2 separate regions of the Homo sapiens genome follow, and region 2 is linked to region 1. Evidence: read pairs that join two places in POLR2A ChIA-PET (ENCODE). Cell type or tissue: PC-9. All regions are shown on one strand.

Evidence for each region. ChIA-PET counts read pairs that join two places held together with the same protein. Peaks named below come from ENCODE experiments on the same cell type or tissue, not always from the same donor. Only the 100,000 strongest peaks of a DNase experiment are listed, where the experiment ranks them.
Region 2: POLR2A ChIA-PET joins it to region 1 with 36 read pairs; 3 of 35 experiments call an interaction of 5 or more read pairs at or near these places.

The regions. Positions count from the first base shown.
Region 1 is chr5:177,193,415-177,195,914 of GRCh38, forward strand. The region is part of intron 3 of NSD1 (nuclear receptor binding SET domain protein 1); the gene reads left to right. Among named protein-coding and RNA genes, the nearest start is that of NSD1, 61 kb to the left of the region's middle. In PC-9, no CTCF peak of the experiment used is centred here; a DNase peak (open chromatin) is centred at 1,047; H3K27ac peaks cover 673 bases.
Region 2 is chr5:177,447,070-177,449,569 of GRCh38, forward strand. The region is part of intron 1 of PRR7 (proline rich 7, synaptic); the gene reads left to right. It overlaps PRR7-AS1 (PRR7 antisense RNA 1), which reads right to left and starts at 875. Exons shown (of 3, transcript NR_038916.1): 1 at 575-875. RefSeq lists a silencer at 1-459 and enhancers at 402-1,030, 2,068-2,500. In PC-9, no CTCF peak of the experiment used is centred here; a DNase peak (open chromatin) is centred at 1,012; H3K4me3 peaks cover 1,665 bases; H3K27ac peaks cover 1,923 bases.

The DNA of each region.
Region 1 (2,500 bases):
TACAAGCGTGAGCCACCGTGCCGGGCCAATTTTTGTATTTTTAGTAGAGATGGGGTTTCACCATGTTGGCCAGGCTGGTCTTGAACTCCTGACCTCAGGTGATCCTCCTTCCTCAGCCTCCCAAAGTGTTGGGATTACAGGTGTGAGCCACTGCACCTGGCCTGAAACTTGATTTGAGCTGTCCTTTTTTCTGTTAGGATGGTAGTGATTTTATTTTAGTTTTAATATATGTATTTTAGTTTCTGAAAGTCAGATGTTGGTGAGATTCAGAAAAATCAGCTTACTCTCTGCTTTGCTGTGATCCGCCACATTCTTCACTCCTTTCAACAGGCAACCAATTGATATTAATTTTTGTTGTTGTTGTTGTTGTTTTGTTTTGAGACGGAATCTTGCTCTGTCACGTACGTTGGAGTGCAGTGGCGCAATTTCGGCTCACTGCAACCTCTGCCTCCCGGGTTCAAGCAATTCTCCTCCTGCCTCAGCCTCCAGAGTAGCTGGGATTACAGGTGCGTGCCACCATGCCCAGCTAATTTTTGTATTTTAGTAGAGACGGGGTTTCACCATGTTGGCCAGGCTGGTCTCAAACTCCTGACCTCAAGTGAACCACAGGTCTTGGCCTCCCAAAGTGTTTGGATTACAGGCGTGAGCCACCACACCTGGCTGATATTAATATATTTTTATATACATAATGTTTTTTCATATAAATTATATTTTTATTTACATGAGTAAATACATACTTCTTAGTCATCTTCCACGTCTTTCCTTTATCACAAACAGAACATTGTATATTTTGCAGCTTGCCTTTTCCACTTTGTGGAGATTTTTTTCATATTTTTATTATTTATGTATTTGTTTATTTTTCTGAGACAGGATCTCATTCTGTTGCCTAGGCTGGAGTGTAATGGCATAACAACGCCTCACTGAAGCCTTGATCTCCAGGGCTCAAACAGTCATCCAACCTCAGCATCCTGAATAGCTGGAATAGCTGGAATAGCTGGGAGCACAGACGTGTGCCACCACACATGGCTTTTTTTTTTTTTTTTTGGGTGGAGATAGTGTCTCCATATATTACCCAGGCTGGTCTTGAAATCCTGAGCTTAATAAGGGATCCTCCCACCTTGGCCTTCCGGAGTGCTGGAATTACATGTGTGAGTCACCATGCCTCTTTTTTTTTTTTTTTTTTTTTTTAAAAAGGATGATTTCTCCAAAGTAGAATTCCTGGATTTGATTTTATATTTTGAATAATGAGGTGCCCAAAAACCTTTATAAATTTTAGTGTCTTTTTTTTTTTTTTTTTTTTTTTTTGAGGCAGAGCCTTGCTCTGTCTCCCAGGTTGGAGTGCAGTGGCACAATCTCGGCTCACTGCAAGCTCCACCTCCTGGGTTCACACCATTCTCCTGCCTCAGCCTCCCGAGTACCTGGGACTACAGGTGCCAGAACCTAGCACAGTACTAGGTTTTGTGTCTGGGCGCAGTGGCTCACACCTGTAATTCCAGCACTTTGGGAGGCTAAGGCGGGCAGATCACCTGAGGTCAGGAGTTCGAGACCAGTCTGGCTGACATGGTGAAACCCTGTGTTTACTAAAAATACAAAAATTAGCCAGGTGTGTTGGCATGCTCCTACAATCCCAGCTACTGGGGAGGCTGAGGCAGAAGAATTGCTTGAGCCCGGGATGTGGAGGTTGCCGTGATCCAAGATCACACTACTGCACTACAGCCTGGGTGACAGAGCGAGACTCTGTCTCAAAAGAAGAAAATAACTTAGTGTGTTAAAAATTTAATACCTTGACCAGACACGGTAGCTCATGCCTATAATCCCAGCACTTTGGGAGTCCGAGGTGGGAGGATCACTTGAGCCTAGGAGTTTGAGACCAGCCTTGGCAATACAATGAGACACTTTCTCTTTAATTCAAAAAAAATGTTGATACCTTATCCTTTGTGACCTGTCTGGATATTTAAATTCTACTACTAGAAAACTCTGAGTCCTTCTTTTCTAACCTCCCTGTCCCTATGACTGCTGGTTTCTTACTCATTAGGGTGTCTCTCTCTCTCTCTCTCCTCGTCTCTCTTTTGATTGAGGGTCTCGTTCTATTGCCCAGGCTAGAATGCAGTGGCGTGATCATGACTCATTGCAGCCATAGCTTCCCAGGGTCAAGCGATCTTCCCTCCTGTGCCTTCCAAGCAGCTGGGGCTACAGGCATTCGCCACTATGCCTGGCTTAGTTTTTAATTTTTTTGTAGAGACAGGGTTTTGCCTTGTTGCCCAGGCTGGTCTGAAACTCCTGGGCTCAAGCGATCTGCCCGCCTCGGCCTCCCAAAGTACTTGGGATTACTGACAGGAGCTACCGCACTCAGCCTATTTATAGTGTTTCTTATGCATACTAGTTGAGTCCATGCTATTTATTTGACAAATAGTAAATACCTTGTATAGATTGAGTACTGTGCTAGGTTTTGGGATTCATTATTGGGCCATACATCTATACTGCTTGCTCTCATGAGAAA
Region 2 (2,500 bases), 250 kb after region 1:
CGCCCCGGTCCCCCGCCCGGGCCGCGAGCAGCCCCTCCCCCAGTCCACACCGGAGGGAGGGAGAGCGCCAGTGAGCGAGGGAGCCGGAACGGGGCGCGAGCCGCCACCAGTTCGCTTGGAAACGGTTGCCACAGCAACGGGGTTGCGCTCCCCGGCAACACGACTGCGGGGCGGCGACGCCCCCTCCCCCTCCCTCCCCCCTCCCCCGACGCGGGCCCACAGCCCGGGGGTGCAGGGGGAGAGGGGTGCGCGGCGGGGGCATGTCGCCCCTCTGGCCCGGCTGGGTGTGCCTGCCTCCACAGCCCGTCGAGGGTGGGGGTGGGGGCGAACGGCCGTGGGCACGAGCTGGCTCCCACGTGGCTGCAGTCGTCGCAGCAGGGCTCCTGGGGTGGCTGCAAACGTGGGGGCGGCCCAGCCCCTGGGCTTGTCACGGGAGGAGGAGGCATGGAGGCTGGCGCTGGGGTCTTTGCCCATAGACCCCCCACCCACCCACCCACCGCCGCCACCACCTAATCGCGCCGGCCCTGGACATGGCCTGAGCCGAGCTGGGTTCCCCAGGGGCGACGTTTCTTACCAGGGTAGAGGAGCGAAGCTTGCATCCCTCCTCCTCCTCACGGCCGAGGCACGTGCCAAACCGGGCATGGGCCCGCGGTGAGTCTCTGCTCCGTGTTCCTAGCCACCATTCTCCAGGGAGGGGTGGAAGCAGAGTGGGCAGGAGCAGAGGAAAGGATATTGCTGACCCAGGGAAGCTGAAGCCCAGGCCAAATGGGAGCGACCCAGCCCATTGTCTGGATCACAAGTGCCCCTTTCTTGTCTGAGCACAATGCCCCAACTGTACTGAGTAGCATGCAGGTTGGCCGGCAGGGAGGCACGCGCCACATGGAGGTGCCTGGTCCGCCAGGGGAGCTCCTCTGGGAGGAGAATGGCCTCTGACTCAGAGGAAATGACCTCTGGCTCCCCTCCCAACCTCCCCTCAGCGGGCATCATGCTGGAGAGAGAAATGGCCCTCCTGCCAGCTCTCCCAGGCCTGACTCAGCAGATGCCAGCCCCGACCGCGGGCTTCAGATCCAGGATCCCAGCGACCACAACCGTCCTTGGGTTTCCTTTCCCATCCGGGGAGGCATCCTAGAGGTGACTGGCATCTGGGGCATTGGAGGCCTTGGCATAAGATGCCCTTAGATGGGTGGTGCCCTGGAGGTCAGGCCTGAGTCTCCTGCAGGCAGGGGCGCCTGGGGAATTACTCACGGGTGCCTTTCATTCCCTTCCTGCTCTGTGAGACCTGTGTTGAGTGCTCTGCATCCATTATCTCCTAATTTTTTTTTACAACAGTTGCGCAAGGTAAGTTTATTATCCCCATTTTAGAGATGAAGACTCTAAAGGGAGGCTCAGGGAGGTGAGTGACTTGCCCAAGGTCACACTACCAGTAAGTGGCAGAGCTGAGTCTACACTGCAGGCTTCTCTGGGGGCAAAGCTCCTCTCTGCCTGCTAGCTAACTTCTCTTGTAACCCAGGAGAAGAACTGTAGAGCCTTCTTCCTTCACTTTCCTCCAGTGAGGACATTCCCTGTCTTTCGGGTCTTGGTACATTTTTCCTTCTTCCAGCTAAATCAGCCACATTCTTGCTCCCCCAGATGCATTATAGGATGGGGCCAGCTTTCTCCCTCCCTTCTTCACTTCCTCCCTCCCTCCATTTTCTCCGGTGAGACCAAGCAGCAAAGGGCTGCCTCAGTCCCCTGGGAAAACCCCAAGCCCTGGTCCTCGGCTCATGGGCTCCATGGCCTGCTCAGCTTGCAGTCTTGGCTGTGGGAGAGAAAATTTAGCAAAGATGGGTCCATGCACTGCTGCAGCCTGTGGGTGCTCAGTCTAGCTCCAGGCATTGGAAACCCACATGCTTCCAAGGATCAGGGGGGAAATGGAATGAGTGAGGCGGGCCAGGGAGCCGCTCAGCTCCAATCTTTGTCACTGTGTGAAATGTGGACTTGGTATGACCTGACTGTCCAATTTTCAAGATGAACCAGAAATCCAGACCTTTATATAAAATCTCCTGGATTTTTAAATGTTGGCAATTAATCAGAATGTTTTTAAAAATGGATTGTGAACATGGATTGTTTTTAAAACATGTCTGAGAACTGTGTCCAACCTAAGGGTCCTGTGTCTGAGACCTCTGGTCCGTGGGAAAGGGACCGCAGGTTTTGCTGGGCCGCCTCCAGGCTGTGTACACTGTGACACCAGGGGCTGCTTTCTGCATTTGAGCCTCTTGAGGCTGCAGGGTGATCCCTCATCAGAGGGAGTTCTGTTGTCCCCTCGGCACCCTGGTCCTACTGCTGAAGAAACTCCAGCTCAGGTATGGGAGTAGCCAGGATGGGATCACATGGCTCGGTGAGGGCAGAAGCCAGATTTGAGCTCAGGCCTACCCCTCGGCACTCTGCATGTTACCCAGGCTGCCCCCCACAGGGTGTCACCATCACGCCCGTGGGGCCGCCTCCCCTGGGAGGTCAGATC